2 separate regions of the Homo sapiens genome follow, and region 2 is linked to region 1. Evidence: read pairs that join two places in POLR2A ChIA-PET (ENCODE). Cell type or tissue: OCI-LY7. All regions are shown on one strand. Links, peaks and the distances in the headings refer to the core of each region. The heading gives the core; the rest is flanking DNA.

Region 1 (9,225 bases), core at 405-8,404:
AGAGGTAACTGTTAATTAGGAATGATGAAGTGTGTTACAGATAGAATGGGAGATAACAAATGGTGCTCCAGTTTTTCTTCATTGTGTATGTACAGTTGTCCCTTGGTATCCATAGGGGATTGGTTTAAGGACCACCTTCCCATACCAAAATTCATGGATACTCAAGTCCCTTATATAAAATGGTGTCATATTTACATACTTAAAAACTTTAAATCATCTCTAGATTACTTATGATACCTAGTACAATGTAAATGCTCTGTAAATAGTTGCTATACAGTATTGTTTAGGGAATAATGACAAAAAAGAAAAGTCTGTACATGTTCAGCATAGAATGCAACCACTACTATTTCTTTTTTTTTTCAAATGTTTTTAATCTTTAGTTGATTAAATCCATGGATATAGATACCATGAATACGGAGGGCTGAGTGTACTTTTTTTGAAACAATCTCACTCTGTAGTTCAGGCTGGAGTGCAGTGGCACAATCATAGCTCACTGCAGCCTTGACCTCCTGGGCTCAAGCAATCCTCTCACATCAGCCTCCCAAGTAGATGGGACTACAGGCTTGCACCACCGCACCTGGGGCTGATTTTATCCATTTTGTATAGAGACGGGGCCTTGCCGTGTTGCCCAGGCTGGTCTCAAACTCCTAGCCTCAAGCAATCCTCCCAACATGTTGGGATTATAGGCATGAGCTACTTCACCCAGCCTTGATTGTACTTACTGAGTGAAGTTGGGAGTCATAAGGCATTTTATAAATAAAAATCATTTAAAATGTTAAGGGTAATATTACTAAAAGTTATATTCTAAATCTCCCTTAAAAAAAAAGATGGTGAATCTAAATAATAAGTAGCTACAGAAAATTTGGGGAATTGAGAAAAGGAAAAAAAATGTTATCCAAAAGACTATTGTGTGAACACAATCACCATTACTTAGTCATTGACTAGCTTTCATTTAGTGAATTCCTACTTTGCAGCAGGCTCTGTGCTAAGGATATAGAAATGAATATGACAAAAGTATTTGCCCTCAAGGAACTCAGGGCTTAGTGGAGGAGGAGGACATGCAAAAAATAATTCTAAAACAAAGTGATAAGTGATATAATAAAGATTATACTAGTATGCCATGGGAGCAAGGAGATAGAGAGCTTAATATTGCATGTTAAATAATAATTATGAAGAGTACCTTGGCAAATTAAAAAATTGCTCCGTTTTAATGTTAGTGATAAAAACAAGAAGGAGAATTAGTGTACCCCATGATTACAATCATATAACAATGTGATTCCCCAAAGGTTCTCTAGCCAAGGAGAGGCTTGAGCTGCATCTTGAATGGTGAGTCAAGCAAATAAGATTAGGAAAAGGGTGGGGGAAAGAATAGGTAGGAGTAGGAAATTCCAAGCTGGAGGAAGGCAAAGGAAGTGAAACAGAGTGTATAACCTGTTTGGTCACTGTAATAACTTTCGTGTGGCTGCAGTGTGGGATTCCCATGAGAGAGTAACCAGATATAAAACTGGGAAAACAGGCAGGTGACAACAAGATTAAAAAGATGAAAAAGAATCACATAGTGCTAGAAAGACTAGTTGGAAAGCTTTTGGAATAATCCAGGAGGAAAAATAATAAAAGTTTGAACTAAGGCAATGGAAGAAGGACGGATGGATGGACAGATGAATGAATGGGAGGAGATGGATTCAACAGGCTGTTTAAGAGACACCGTAGTCTTAGGGAGTGGCAAGGGATGGAGGTATGGGAAATGGGGAGCTGGGGGTGACAAGAATGACTCTCAGTTCTCTTGTTTGGATAACTAACTGGGTTCTTGTCTTGGTTCTTATTCCTGGTCATTTCTACCCAAGATAGTGAATATAGGATGAAGACATTTGAGAAAACTGTGGAACATCCAAGGGGAGATGCATAGGGTCAATTCTGAACCTCCTGGAGCTCAGGAGAAAGATGTGGGCTGAAGAAACAAATTAAAGAGTCATCATTGGGCCAGATGTGATGGCTCACACCTATAATACCAGGCTTTGGGAAGCCGAGCGGGGAGGATGCCTTGAGCCCAGGAGTTTGAGAACAGCCTGGGCAACATAGTGAGACCCTGCCTCTGCCAAAAAAAGAAAAAAAAATTAGCTGGGCATGCTGGTGCACACTTGTAGTCCTAGCTACTCTGGAAGCTGAGGTGGGAGGATCCCTGGAGCCCAGGAGTTTGGGGCTGCAGTCAGATGTGATGAAACCAGTGCACTACAGCCTGGGCAACAGGAGTTTGGGGCTGCACTGAGATGTGATGACACCACTGCACTACAGCCTGGGCAACAGAGTGAGATCCTGTCTAGCTCTGTACATATGTGATCCGTATGAGTCACAAGAGTAGATGAGATTGGGCAAGAAAGTTGCATATATATCATTTGTGTGTTTTCCTTTTTAGTTATGTTATTCTAACTGGTATATTTCCTTAGTTATAATAATAGTGAGCATACAAGTTTCTGTTTCCTTTTTCACCCTACATCATACCAAAAGCTTTTGTCATGTTGCACCAGAGTTTTCAAAGTAGTCACAACTGGCTGAATAAAACTATACTAACAGGATATGCTATAGTTATAATTGACTTTGACTCTGTGATAAACATTTTTATTCATAGTATTTCCCCATATTTTGAATTTTTTTCTTAGGAAAGATTCTCAGAAATAGGAATATATGTATGTTATACAGTTAAAGTGGACTATACATATATCCAAATCACTTTCCAAAATGTTTGTACCAGTTTATCAACAAGGTATGAGAATACTAGAGTATTAGTCTGTTTTCTCACTGCTATAAAGAAATACCTGAGACTGGGTAATTTATACAGAAAAGAGGTTTAATTGGCCCACAGTTCTGCAGGCTGTACAGGAAGCATGATGCTGACATCTGCGTGGCTTCTGGGGAGGCCTCAGGTAACTTTTAGTTATGGTGGAAGGCGAAGGGGAAGTAGGCACATCTTACATGGCCAGAATAAGAGCAAGAGAGAGAAATGGGGGAAGGTGGCACTTTTAAACAACCAGGTCTCATGAGAACCCACTCACTATCACAAGAACAGCACGGAGGAGAAAATTCACCCCCATGATCCAATCACCTCCCACCAGGCCCCACCTCCAATACTGAGGATTACAATCCTACATGAGATTTGGGTGGGGACACAGATTCAAACCATATCAACTAGTTTAAGTAGATACTTCCCATAATTTTGTATTGTGTGTGTGGTGTGTCTATATTTTTATTGTATTTGTTAAACATTTTATTGAAGTATAACTACATGTACCAAAGTGTACAAATCTAAATGTATATAGCTTGATGAATTTCCACAAAGTAAACGTACTTTGTAACCTGAACCTAAACTAAGAAACAGAACATTACCAGTCACTCAGAAGCCTCCCTCCTATCCTCTCAAGGGTAACCACTGTCCTGATTTTTAACCCATAGAATGATTTGCCTGTTTTTAAACTTTATATAAATGGAATCACATAGTATGTAATCTTTCATGTCTATCTTCCTTTGCCCAACATTATTTTTGTACAGTTCATCTACATCATTGTGTTTAGTTGTGATTTGTTAATTCTCATTTCTGCATAGTATTGTATTATGTGAATATTCTATAATTTATTTATTCTAATGAGTACTTAGATAGTTTCTAGTTTGGGGCTATTACAAACAGTGCTGCTTTATGAACATTCTTGTACATGTGCTTTTGATGAATATATGTAACGCATTTTTGTTGGGTATATACCTAGGAATGAAATTGATGGATCACAGATATGGACATTTCAGCTTTAGTGGTTACTGCTACCAGGTACCAATATCCACTTCCACCAGTGTGTGGGAGTTCCCAGTGTTGCACATATTTACTGACATTTCATATTTTTCATTTTAGCCTGTCTGTTGAGTGGTATCTCATTTGCCTTAATTGTTTTGCTGTTGTTGACTAAAGATATTTAGCATTTTTTTTTGCATTTGGTTATTCTTTTTTGTGAAGCAACTGTTCAAGTTTTTGTTTGTTTCTACTATATTATCTATCTTTTCCTTAAAGGTTTTATTTTGCTTTTTACATATTCTGAATACAAGTCCTTTGTCAAATATATGTATTGCAACTATCTTTTTCCGCTCTGTGTTTGCCTTCACTGTCTTTTTTTTTTTTTTTTTGGAGATGAGGGCAGTGTAAGAGTCTCCTATTTTGCCCAGACTGATCTTGAACTTTCAATCTTCCTGCCTCTGCCTCCTCAGTAGCTAGGACTACCTACAGGTGCATACCACTGCACCCAGCATCCTTTCACTGTCTTTTCTTTTTTTTTTCCAGACAGGGTCTCACTGTGTCATCCAGGCTGAAGTGCAGTGGCGTGATCTCAGTTCACTGTAGCTTTGACCTCCCTCCACCTGCCTTGGCCTCCCAAAGTGCTGGGATTACAGGCATGAGCCACTGCACCCGGTCTCTTCACTGTCTTAAAGCAAGTTTTTTGATGATTAGAAGTTCTTTATCTTAATATTGTTTAACCTATCAAAAATATCCCATATGGTTAGCACATTTCATGTCCTGTATAAGAAACCTTTGCCTAACTTAAGATCATAAAAATATTTTTAGATTTTTTAAGAGCTTTATTTGTTTTAATTTTCATATTTACAGCTACAATTCATTTGGAATATATTTTTGTGTTTGGTGTGAGGTAAGGGTCAAAGTACGTATTTTCCCCTCTGGATATCCATTTGACCCAGCCTCATTTATTGAAAAGATTATTCTTTACCCCACTTCACTGAGTATTAATATTCTAAGTTTTTCTTTTTAGTTTAATTGATGAAAAGTAGTACTTCATTGTTTAATTTAAATTTCTTGACTATTTGGGTGGTTTGACATTTGTCCATTGTGTTAATCAAGACAGGATAGGCTATGCTGTAATAGCAAATAAAGCACCAAACAACGTAGGTTTATTTCTCTACATGCAAAGTCTGGTGCCAACTTATGGGGCAGCTACGCTCCCTGCAGTGATTGGAAGATCCAGGGCACTTTCACCTTGTGACTTCGCATCATTATCTGGTCTCTATAGTACCTACCAGAGGAGAAGACAGAGTGTGATGGTGGCGCAATGACTCTTAAGTCTTTTGTCTGGAAGAGACACACCAGATGTCTGCTTACATTCCACTGTCTATACCCAATAACGTGGCCCTATCTCACTGAAAGGAGACTTGAAGGTATACTTTACCCATGTGCCCAGGAAGAAGAGGAAAACTGATACAGTGAGGTAGTGGTTCTGCAACACTCCCATAGTTAGCTAATTTATTTTCAATTTTGTGAATTGTTGTATCTATTGACATTTATCTTTTTGTGTATCTCATGTTTATATTAAATCAAAATAACCTTTAAGCTTTGAATTCTATTTTAATGTAATAATGCTTTTTCTAATTTATTACAAGCTTGCTTACTACATATTTACCTATCCTTTTCTTTGTAGTCTTTTTGTCTTATTTTATTTAGAAGTATTTTTTTATAAGCAGTAAAGTATTGGATTTTAATTTTTAACACAATCTGGGAGGCTTTTTCTATTAATAGGGAATCTACATTTAATAACTAAACTTATCATGGTTAGTCTCACTGCTGCCATGTTTTTATGCCTTTCTTTTCATGTGTGCATGCTGTTTCTTTTCAGTTTTGTCATTTGCTCTGCAGACTTAGTTTTGTTTGCTCTTATTTTCTACTGTGATTTTCAAAGATGGCCATTCCTCTGATTCTGCTAGTGGGTTCCTGAAAGCTTTCCACAAATACTTTAAAAATCTACCTTTGCTTAATTGAATCAATAAAAAGCCAAACAATAGCTTTTAACTATCTGCGGAAAAGAAGGCACCAAACGTTTTGTTTTTCTTCTAGCCCCTGTTAATCCTTCTTTTTCTTGGTCTTCATTAATTTAATCTGGGGTAATAAACTCAGTCATTTGAAAAAATACAGCGTTTTTTTTCCCCATAAAGTACTTGCTATTCCTATAAAACGTTTGGAAAATATTGAAAAGTACAAAGGCTAACAACAAAAATCTGCCATTATTTTACCACAGAAAGACAACCACTCTTAATACTTTGGTATATTTTCAACTGGGCCTGGTGGTGCATGCCTGTAATTCCAATTATGTGGAAAAATCCTTGACCCAGGAATTCAAGGCCAGCCTGGGAAAGATAGTGAGAACTGGTAATAAAAATATTTTGATATATTTCCTTTCATTCTTTTTGTTATACACATTTTATATGATTGAGACTATATTGTATATATATATTTTATGCTGCTTTATTCACTGAGATGCTCTTATAAGCAAACTATTGCTTTTGGTTATTATAAAATCTTCACAAACATTTTAATGGCCTTATCATATTTTATAAGATAGATGAGCCATAATTTATTACCATATGCTTAATATTGTACATTTACGTTATTTTCAATTTTATTGTTACTATAAATAATGTTGAATAGAATTATCTTTGTGTACAAAGAGAAAAAGCACAGACACATTTTTTCTAATTTAAGATTGTTTCTTCCAGATAGATTCCCAGAATGAAATTAGTGGATCAAAAAACAAATTTTTTTTTTTTTTTGAGAAAGGGTCTCACTCTGTTGCCCAGGCTGGAGTGCAGTGGCGAGATCTCGGCTCACTGCAACCTCTGCCTCCCAGGTTCAAGCGATTCTCCTGCCTCAGCCTCCCAAGTAGCTGGGATTACAGGCATGCGCCACCACACCCGGCTTTTTGTATTTGTTGCAGAGACGAGGTTTCACCATGTTGGCCAGGCTGGTCTTAAACTCCTTACCTCAAGTGATCCACCTGCCTCTGCTTCCCAAAGTGCTAGGATTACAGGCATGAGCCACTGCACCCTGAGCACACACTTCCAGAATAACTCTCATCATTATAAATAAAATCTCAATGTAACTATATTGTTGTGATAGTTCTATTAACATTTTAGACTTAGCATCATCTTATCTCCCATTATTGGTGTTTATATTATCTTGTATCTATAGCTAAAGTCTGTTTTAGACACCAGTTCTTTCCAACCCCTATCTTCCAAACTATGAATTCTTTTTATGATTCAGTGATTCATGGTTCATTGAATTATGACAAATCCATGGGAGAATGTTCCTAATTTGCCCCCAAAGTCCTGGGATTACAGGCATGAGCCACAGCGCCCTGAATACACACTTCTAATCAGCACCTGGATCATGAAACAAAAAAATCACTTGCAGCTCAGAATCCCCGCTCTTACTTCATGGTGGCATTTTGACTGTTTATTTTTTTATTTTTTTATTTTTTTTGGAAGAGGAGGAAGAAATTCTCATCAATATTTTACATTCCCATATTGTTTCAAAGTTTCTAAATTCATATGAGGTTATATATGTCTCCTTTGCCATGTATCGAATTAAGAAAGATTTGGCATTTAGTTTTTATTTTCTGGGAATGCATTAAGTAATTCTGAAAATCTTTAAACTATGGAGTGGGAAAGATATTGTCGAAGATCAAAGATATTTGATATTTTTTACGAAAAGAAACTTCCATTTCTTTTGCCTACAAAAAAATTTATGCTGCAGAAACAATGTCCAGGGTAAGATTTTGGGCATTTTTGTTTTTCCCTCTTAATGTGATAAATTTATATTTTGGTTTAATCAGTAAAATTTAGGATAAGTAAAGTGTAACACTAGATTATAATTATAAATTATAATTTATATATTTTTAAATTACTTTTCAAAGTTGCCTGCTTTGTTAAGAGGTACACTATTGATTCAAAATTTGTAATATGAGCACTGTTTGCTTGTTGTACTTTGTTTTTGTAAACATTTCATAATACCATGTCCTTGGAGGATAGCTTCTAGTGCACTTTGGGGGAGGGGATATTATTGTTCTGAAGTTGGTTACAATTATTTAACCTCAGGTGAAATAAATCTAGTAATTCCAGTTTTTGTTTGAGAATCTAGTAATTCCAGTTTTTGTTGTGTATGGACCAAGGGTTTTCTTTTTTTCAAATGGATTGACAAATCTGAGAGAAAACATTTCCATCACTGGAGGGAGCAGAGGAAGTGTAATCTAGCCTATTATATACAAAAGCTTGGAACTATCTCTTCAGGATTTGGAAACCAAAACTTTCAAGCAGTGGTTTTGTGAATTGTGCAATGAAGATAGAACCAACTTAATGAAATGAGAATTCTTCATAATCTAATGTAATGGAGCCATTTGTCTAAGCAACTAATCAAAAAAACTATTGAGGGGGCGTGTTGAGATTGCAGGGTAGGCATCTTAAGAGCTCTGATCTATATTCATACCTTTGGACAAAGAAGGAAACAAAAATTTGGAGGTGAGTCCAGGCAGAGGAGGCCTTGTTGACATTTCAATTCACTCTGATAAGAAGGAAGAAGGCCCAATACTCCTCATTTCAACATTTGTAATGTAATAATTCATACATGTAAGAGTAGATCTAATATATACATGTAGTTTAAAGAGAAAGAATAAGACAAACATACCTCCGTACTCCCACCCAGCTTAACAAGTGGTGCTTTTAGCAGTGTTTTTGAAGTCCCTCTGAGTTCCCATGATCACATGTGCCCTTTTCCTTGAAGGAGGTAACCACTCTGATCTTGGCTTCTCATTTCCATTTTTTTCCTTGTAGTTTAATGTATTCCTGAACAATATATGATTTAGTTTTGAATGATTTTGAATATTTGAGAAGGAATCAAACTGACTTTGTTCTTCTGTAACTTGCTCTTTTTAATGAGCATTATATTTGTGAGCATTTTAATTGTTGTGTAGTATCCCACTGTACAAATATACATATCTCTAATTTATCCATTCTCTTGTTGACGGACATTTGGGTAATTTCCAGGTTTTGACTACTACAAACAGTAGTGCCGCGGACATTCTTGTTCTTATCTCCTGGTGCATAGCAGCAAGAATTCCTCTAGGATACATTCTTTGGAACGGAACTGCCAGGTCAGAGAATCTTCGTCTTTCACAGATACTACCTTACGAAATATCTTTTTGCTTACTTCAAAAGGGCTTGGGTTGCCAGATTTAGCAAATTAAAATGCAGGATGCTCAGATAATTTGAATTTCAAATCAATAAAAAACATTTTAGGATAAATATGGCCTACACAATATTCATAGTTTAATCTGAAAACCCTAACAAGGTCAGTGAACTTTATCAAACCACAAACATTGGGCAATGAAGGATGAGTGTGAAGGGGTGGTG
Region 2 (9,225 bases), core at 503-8,502, 160 kb before region 1:
AGGTTGCAGTGAGCTGAGATGCGCCACTGCACTCCAGCCCAGGCAACAGTGCGAAACTTTGTCTCAAAAAAAAAAAAAGCAGAGTTTGACTACAGGGACAGAGATTTGCTCCAGGCTCACCCTTCCTGTTCACCATTTCACCTGTGTCTTTTACTTTTTCCATGATGAACACACAAAACTCTTCAAACACCTTTTATCTATGGCCAATCTGCCAAGCTCTATTCTTTTTTAAGTTTACACATTTTTTTTAAGTTCACATTATTTTTCCATTATAAAATCAGCATTAGCACGTTGCAGAACATTTCCATTAGAGGAAAAGGAGAGGGAGGGAATCACTCATCATCCTAACATAGCCACTGACAAAATTTTTGTTTTAATTCCTTTCAGTCTTTATGCATATTTTTAAATGATGTGATCTTTTAAACTTTTTATTATTAAAATGTAAAAGCATCTGGGGCCTGGTGCGGTGGCTCACACCTGTAATCCCAGCACTTTGGGAGGACGAGGCAGGCAGATCACTTGAGGTCAGGAGTTTGAGACCAGCCTGGCCAACATGGTGAAACCCTGTCTCTACTAAAAATACAAAAATTAGCTGAGTGTGGTGGTGCACAATTGTAATCCTAGCTACTCGGGAGGCTGAGGCAGGAGAATTGCTTGAACCCAGGAGGTGGAGGTTGCAGTGAGCTGAGATCGCACTACTGCACTCCAGCCTGGGTGACAGAGCAAGAGACTCTGTCTCAAAAAAAATTTTTTTAATTAAAAAACATTCAGAAAAGCAAAGAGTACAGTGAATTTCCATATGCCTAACACCTCAATTCAACAATTACCAATATAATGCCAACATCATGATACTTTATCCTTGATTATTCAGGATATATCTCCCAAAACTCAGTATACTCTCTAATATTATTATAAACCTAACATAATGAATAGTGAGTAGTTTCCTACTATCATTTAATAACCAGTTAATGTGGCCAGGCCTGGGTGATGCTGGTAAATTTACAGTTCTGAATGTCCTTTCTGTTTGTGTCTTTGTTAGTTTTGTTTTCCTTTTTCTAGTTTCTGGGCTGAAATTTCAAACTTGCTTATGTCACATAGCCATATTCCTTTACCCCAGTGGTCTCTGAGCTTATAATACACGTAAATACACTACATTGGCAGTTGATTGTGTGTTACTTTATGACTGATCTCAAGGTATTATTTAGCATGTCATTTATTTATGCCTTGTCTCTCCGACCACTTTTTATATTCCTTAAGGTAGAGGGCATATTTTATCCTAATCTGATTTCCCAGGTTGCCTAACAGTACAGCTTAGTTGGAGCTCAATACATATTGCCTGATTAATATCTCTCATTCCCCCACTTGCTAGTTGTATTTTTCACCTCTGCTTCTCCCTTCAGCTTATAATTGCAAGCTCTTGGTTCCTCACTCCCTAACTCTTTCTTCTTAGCTCTGTCTTTCTTTGCCTCATACCTATGTTTTAGAAATTACTGTAGCTCAATAACCTCAGATAATTAATTCATCTTTTAAAGGCAACCAGTGATTAGCCTTCCAAAGGAATTATTAGACTTTTTTTTTCTGCTTAAGAAATTATGTTTTACTACTTTTAGAGAGTGTAGGATTAATGTTTTACATTTTCAGAATATTTTACCATAATTAGACCTCTGAAATGGAGAGGTCATATCATTCTCCAAGGATCATTTAATTCATAGACCCCTGCCAAGAGAGTGCTTGGTGGTGTGGTGGTAGTAGTGATATTTACACCTGTTTGCTGGGAGAAGAGCCAAGGTAGTCAGCTGATTTTACAGAAAGGTTCTGGAAAGTCACTGGGTGGTCACAAGACATCACCTTGGGCTGCTGATACAGTGGGAATTCCATCTTAGAGGTCATGCTGCCACCGTGGCAGGACACATGGCATATGGCACATGCTTTCCTTTAGCTCGTAGACTGTTCTATATCTTATGGGTATGTGGTAACTACTGCCCAAAGGTAGACTGCAGACCTTTTATAATGAGCTAGACATACCAGTGTCCAGAAAAGCATTTTGAACTATATGGAAGTTTTTTGGTTTTTGTTTTGTTTTGTTTTGTTTTGTTTTGTTTTGTTTTAGAGGACTATGTTAGTTTTTAAGCTCCTGGAAGGCAAAAACAATCTCCTTTAATAATAATAGTGATGATAATAATAGCAACAACAATTATAATAATGACTAACATTTATTGAGTGCTTACTCTGAATCAGGCACCTTTCTGGAAACTTTAGCTATAAGAATCCATTCACTTCAAACAACCATCTTAGATGCCATGTTTATCTCTTTTTTTAAAGATGAGGGAATTGAATTAAAGAAGAGATTAAGCAACTAGCCCAAGGTCATGCAACTATGTAGTAAAGCTGAGACTCAAACCTTAGGCAGTCTTGTTCCAAAGCCCCTGCCCTTAACCATTAGCCACATAGTGCTGAGTGTTTACTGAGAACATTTCAAATACATTTCAAACACCCAGCAAATTACAAGTCACAATTATATGGATTTAATCAGAAAAAAACAGGGGAACATGCTGAAGTAAAGTGCTATTTTTATGTTTGACAGATGAGAAAAGACCAAGCAGTATGAGTTTTAACTTTGATTCAGTACTGGTTAGCTTTTCATAACAAAATCCTATTAATCATACTTTAACTTATTTGGATAGATCTTAAATTGAATGCAAATCCCTAGTGCCATAGAATGAGTGAATTATATGTTATCATAGTTATTCATCAATGAGTTGCCTTTAAGAATATAATCTGAGGCCAGGTGCGGTGGCTCACTCCTGTAATCCCAGCACTTTGGGAGTCCAAGGTGGGTGGATCACCTGAGGTCAGGAGTTCAAGACCAGCCTTACCAACATGGTGAAACCCTGTCTCTACTAAAAATACAAAATTAGCCGGCCGTGGTAGCACATGCCTGTAATCCCAGCTACTTGGGAGGCTGAGGCAGGAGAATTGCTTGAACCCAGGAGGCGGAGACTGCAGTGAGCCGAGATTGCACCATTGCACTCCAGCCTGGGCAACAAGAGCGAAACTCTGGGGTCTCAAAAAAAAAAAAGAAAAGAAAAAAAAAGAGTATAACCTGCACCTGGGTCAGATTTTGCTAAATGCATATTTATTTAGCTAAATAAATTCCATATTTATTTAGAGGTTCACCTTGCTTGGAATGCTTCTTGAGTCAGATTAGAAGTCTTAATGATATGCTTCAAGGCCCACCTTTTTATCCTGCCATATACCAGTTTGGGCTCTCAGGATTAGTGCTACTTCTCATCCCTGGCATGTGACTCCCACTTCTAAACTCTTCAACCATTTCCCCTTCTCCTCACTTAACAATACATCCTCCTCCTTCAGAAATTTTAAGACTTATACCTCAGGGTGCTGACCCTCTTGACACCCCTGTAGAAGTTGTATAAAACCAATTATGTCCCCAACTAGACTATAAAACCCATGAGAGCCAGGACCATCCTTACTGTTTAATGACATGCTGACCTCTTTCTGTAGTTCAGACATGGTACTAAGCAACATGATGCAAGGATTATTTGATACCAGCATACACAGTATAATCAAGAGGAGTATTAGTCTACAAATTTCAGAGTATATGGCTGCCTTAAGTAACCATGGTCCAGCCATCATTACTGAATTTCAGATAAAGGCCAAACAGAACATATTTAAGTTAAGAAGAGTCCAATTAAAAATCATACCACCTATTGGCCAGGCACAGTGGCATACATCTGTATGTAGTTCCAGCTACTCGGGAGATTGAGGCGGGAGAATCACTTGAGCCCCAGAGGTCGAGGCTGTAGTGACCCGTGATTGTGCCACTATACTCCAGCCTGGGTGACAGAGCGAGACCCTGTCTCAAAAAAAAAGCTGAGGGGCGGGGGTGGAAATAACTTATTAACAAGTCAGACCTACAGTTTCCTTTCTTCTCTAGTTTGAGTATTTCTAGACTCCAGATATAAATATTTCTTCTGGCCGAGCACAGTGGCTCACACCTATAATCCTGACAGTTTGAGAGGCTGAGGCAGGAGGATCATTTGAGAACAATAGTTCAAGACCAGCCTGGGCAACATAGTGAGACCCCATCTCTACAAAAAAATCTAAAATTAGCTGGGCATGGTGAGGCACATCTGTAGTCCTAGCTACTCAGAAGGCTGAGGAAGCAAGATCGCTAGAGTCCAGGAGCTCAAGGTTATAGTGAGCTATGGTCACGTTACTACACTCCAACCTGGGCAACAGCGCAAGACCCTGTCTCCAAAAAAATAAATAAATATTTCTTCCATCTTCATAGGAACTCTCCGGAGTCCTTTCTGTATTGTTGTGATTTTGCTTCTGGAGCTGTGGAGCTCGTAAAGGTATGCTACTCCTGGGAATCATACCAACTGATGCCTAAGGTATTACCCCAGAACAATAAAAGTTGTTTTGATTTTAAGATCACTAGAGGCAGGGCGTGGTGGCTCACACCTGTAATCCCAGCACTTTGGGAGGCCAAGGTGGGTGGATCACCTGGGGTCAGGAGTTTGAGACCAGCCTGGCCAACATGGTGAAACCCTGTCTCTACTAAAAATAAAAAAATTAGCTGGCTGTGGTAGCACGTGCCTGTAGTTCCAGCTATTTGGGAGGCTGAGGCACGAGAATCGCTTGTACCTGGGAGGTGGAGGTTGCGGTGTGCCAAGATCGTGCCACAGCACTCCAGCCTGGGTGACAGAGCAGACTGTCTCAAAAAAAAAAAAAGATGAAAGGCCAACAGCGCCAGGCATGGTGGCTCACGCCTGTAATCCCAGCACTTTGGGAGGCCGAGGCAGGCGGATCACAAGGTCAGGAGATCGAGACCATCTTGGCCAACATGGTGAAACCCCGTCTCTACTAAAAATACAAAAATTAGCTGGGCATGGTGGTGGGTGCCTGTAATCCCAGCTACTTGGGAGGCTGAGGCAGGAGAATGGCTTGAACCCAGGAGGCGGAGGTTGCAGTGAGCCAAGATTGCGCCACTGCACTCCATGCTGGTGACAGAGCAAGACTGTGTCTCAAAAAGAAAGAAAGAAAGGCCAACAACACACAAGAAATGACCAGAAAGGGTACTGACCTACAAAATTTAGAATGTATGCCTGCCCATGAATAATCGTAGTCCAAACAGAACCTCTTTAAGTTCAGAAACAGCAACCCAGAGCAGGCCTCTAACAACACTGTCTACTAACTCAGAAAGCCTACCCTCCTCTACTTTTAAAGTTAAAGAGGGATTGCGAAGGATATTTGTTATCAAGGCCAAGAGCTAGCCTTAATTTTTTTAGGGCAGCTTGAAATAAGCTAACAATACTGAATTGGAAAAAAGTGTTCAGACTGACAGAGGAAAGGCTTTTGGGAGAAAAGGTTAAAAATTTGACCTTTTTATTTAAAAAAAAAAAAATCCCGGAAGTCTACTAAGTCCTCTTTTTGCTTTCTGTTCCTTTATCATGACAGTCACACTCGTCCTACAGAGCAACCCAGTGTTTTGCCTTTGTTCATGATGTATGTGATGATGGCTTACCTTACCCTTTTCCAGATGGGATCCTGGATGTCATTCTCCTTGTCTTTGTGCTCTCTTCTATTCATCCTGACAGGTAAATGAAGACGAAAGGGCAAAGTGGATGTGTAAAGCTCCTTTATCAGTAGTGGTTTTCAGAACTATCAAAGCAAAAATGACAATTTTTGAATTTATTATTTAGTGAGCAACATTATGTATAATACACAGCCTTTTAAAGGCAGTTTTTCCTTTCTTCGTACTTTTAGACAGAAACTGGTCAGACTACTTCATTAATGAGCTTTCTGTCACTGTCAGAATGAAGTGAGCATATTCTGGCAAGACACATACCTATTAAAAGTGACAGTGCTTCAAGGAAATTACAAATTCAGAACAACCTAATAGACTCCCAAGAGGGAAATTGTACTTGGTGATCAGAAACAAACATCTTTAGTGTAGTGTCTTCCTGAATGTTCATGAAGAGGTGGGCTTGGGATCTGTTTGGCTTCACACAGGCCTGTTGATGGGCTTTAAAAATTTTGTTCTAAAGAAGCACACTAGGGAATCAGGAGTTATTAAGATTTGCCAGATTATCCTTGGACCTTTATGATCTAAGGTTAGCCTGATGCCATCATTTAAATATTTATGACTTAGTTTCATACAGTGTTTTAAAACTATAAACATAGCTTTTCTCCAGAGAGAAAACATAAAGAGATATTACCAGCAATTAGAATGATTACCTTTCTTAAATCTTGCCATCTTCTATGTATTAAAGGGTACATATGGTAAGTACCAGGTCTGTGCTTTCATAAGGTTTCTTAAAATTGGGTTCTCACAGTTCCCTGGTGGAAGATACAGACTTGGCGTCAACCACTTTTTGTTTGATGAGTGTGACCCTTTTCCATAGAAACTGAGTTACCATGTGCTTATTTCTTTGCAATTAAAAGGCCACTAGGACCCTTTACAGTTCTTTTACTTCCCATTCAGAAATGAGCACTTTGATTACTTGTAGAAGAACAAATTCCATTTCCAAATAAATCTGAAATAAGATACTTTAGCACCTAGTGAGGTATGTCAGGTTTTATGAAGCTACTGTTTCCTCCCAGTTTCTATAACCTATTTCTTTCTGCTAATCTGTTTAGACTGTAGGCATTGTTCAGGTACTAATAGAAAGTTGTCATCTATGTGTTTGGTTTCCTTATATGAACAGTTAAAAGGATGGAGAGGTGGATAGAGAACAAGATTCCCCATTGACACCCATAACAAGAAACATCTAAATTCTACATATAACCACAAAAAGACTATTTGAAATTAGTTCAGATAATGTATTTTCTCATGATTTGAATTGAATGTTATAGAGAAGAGAAAGGCCAGGTGCAGTGGTTCACACCTGTAATCCCAGCACTTTGGGAAGCCGAGGTGGGTGGATCACCTGAGGTCAGGAGTTCCAGACCAGCCTGGTCAACATGGTGAAACCTCGTTTCTACTGTGAAACCTCTGCCTCCTGTAGCCAGGCATGGTGGTGGGCGCCTATAATCCCAGCTCCTTGGGAGGCTGAGGCAGGAGAGTCGTTTGAACTCAGGAGGCAGAGGTTGCAGTGTGCCGAGATTGCACCACTGCACTCCAGCCTGGGCGACAAAGCAAGACCTTGTCTCAAAAAAAAAATAAAAGGCTGGGCGCTGTGGCTCACGCCTATAATCCCAGCACTTTGGGATGCCAAGGCGGGTGGATCACCTGAGGTCAGGAGTTCAAGACCAGCCTGGCCAACATGGTGAAACCCCATCTCTACCAAAAATACAAAATCACCTGGCTGTGGTGGCACACACCTGTAGTCCCAGCTACTTGGGAGGCTGAGACAGGAGAATTGCTTAAAACTGGAAGGCAGAGGCTGCAGTGTGTGGAGATCATGCCACTGCACTCCAGCCTGGGCAAGACAGAGACTCCGTCTCAAAAAAATAAATAAATGATAAAAATACAAAAATTAGCTGGGCGTGGTACTGCATGCCTGTAATCCCAGCTACTCTGGAGGCTGAGGCAGGAGAATCACTGGAACCCAGGAGACGGAGGTTGCAGTGACCCAAGATCACGCCACTGTACTCTAGCCTGGGTGACAGTGAGTAAGACCCTGTCTCAAAAAAAGAAAAAACTAAAACCAAGGCAATGTCTATAGTGTCACTTAGGACTATAGTAGTAGATTCAACCCCAGAAAAGTTCTAGAAAAGTAGCATCTTGGTAGCTTGGAAAATTCAGGCATAAGCAAATGGCAAGCAATTTGGCTAGACCTTGAGTCTGGAGGACCCAGCTTAAATGGGAATAAATTGTAGGTGGCTACAAAAGAAGAGCGAATTGTCCTTCTTGTCACTGAAATGAAAATACAAAATATTACAGAGCCAAGCATAAAGCAGGCAGTCAATACATTTTTTATCTCTTCCTTCTCCTCTCCCTCTATCCAGAGATAAGTGAAGACAGCAGAGTTGGCCCAAGTAGGATGAAGAAAGAAAAGGGGCTTCATACCATTCCTGTCTTGTCCATCTCACCCCCAGCCCACTCCCACCTGCAGTTCTCAGGAATTGGCTCGGGAACTGCACTATGAACCAAGATGAGATGAGCAAGAAAAGTAGCTCCCGTTCCTTGCCTTTATCCTCAACCCCAGACATTAAAGGATAGCTGAGAGGAAAGAATTTGCAGGAGGAGGTGGCTACATTTTAAAGTGTTCGATTGTTTATTTTTCTGCATTTTAGTTTCATACTTGTTTTACTAATAATTACAGAAAGATTTTGCTATGTACGTAAAATATTTATATTGAAAGTGAATATTTTAAGGTTTAGATATGATTTTCTTTCATTCGCAAAGCCTATGATATAAGCACAGTATGAAAATAACCTGTAATAAAATAAACAAAAAATACGTTTCTTTTTTCTTTTATGTCCTTATGTGCTAGTTTTTTTAAAAGGACTTTTCACCTAATCATGCCACCTCCTTTTGTCCTACTTCTTTCTTGTTTTATAGTTGCTTTCATTTTCTCAGTATCTGCTTCCTTCATAACATGACATAATCTGAGTTTTACCTTACTATTCCACTGAACAGTGTTTTAATTGAAAGGAATTTACAGATTATCTGATTCAAACTTTTCATTTTTTTCAAATAAGAAAACCTCAGCAGCTTTAAGTAGCTTAGATAAGGCAGAGACAAGGACTTAGCACACAAGCTGCCATTTACCATTCTCTGCCCATGGCAGACATTGATAATCGATTTTGTACTCGGTAACTCGCAATGAGCTTTATGAGTCCTTCTCAGAGCTCTGTAGGCAGCCGATGCTGTCACTCAGAATTAATATGAGATCTGAAATCTATGCCATCCCTGGCCCATAATCACACATAAAGCCATGAACACTTAGCCAAAAACACTAAATCAAGAGCAGCTATAAGGGATTGTATTTGACTGGAAGCCAAATAAGTAGAATAAACAGTAAAGGAGAAAAGCAAAGGCTCCCTGCTGTTGAACTAGGGCTTGGAATGTGAATAAAATTTAAATAGGCAGACAGTAAGGAGGAGAGAATTCTTTGAGGAAAAACCATGTGAGCAAAGGCAGAGGCTGCTCAGGGCCAAGCATGACAGTTTGGCTAGGGGAGCTGCTTCAGATTGGAAAGCTGTTGGTAAGATTAATTGGGGTCAGTAGTAGGAGATCTTAAGAGCTCAACTAAG

Evidence for each region. Peaks named below come from ENCODE experiments on the same cell type or tissue, not always from the same donor. Only the 100,000 strongest peaks of a DNase experiment are listed, where the experiment ranks them.
Region 2: POLR2A ChIA-PET joins it to region 1 with 14 read pairs; 13 of 35 experiments call an interaction of 5 or more read pairs at or near these places.

Annotation. Positions count from the first base shown.
Region 1 is chr2:171,166,444-171,175,668 of GRCh38, reverse strand. It overlaps a transcript of TLK1 not described here. Among named protein-coding and RNA genes, the nearest start is that of TLK1, 10 kb to the right of the region's middle. RefSeq lists an enhancer at 2,188-2,517. In OCI-LY7, for the core only: no CTCF peak of the experiment used is centred there; no DNase peak of the experiment used is centred there.
Region 2 is chr2:171,326,955-171,336,179 of GRCh38, reverse strand. It overlaps METTL8 (methyltransferase 8, tRNA N3-cytidine), which reads left to right. Exons shown (of 10, transcript NM_001321154.2): 6 at 4,313-4,376; 7 at 5,482-5,621. Among named protein-coding and RNA genes, the nearest start is that of METTL8, 100 kb to the left of the region's middle. RefSeq lists an enhancer at 8,826-9,225. In OCI-LY7, for the core only: no CTCF peak of the experiment used is centred there; a DNase peak (open chromatin) is centred at 5,469; H3K4me3 peaks cover 1,020 bases; H3K27ac peaks cover 3,697 bases.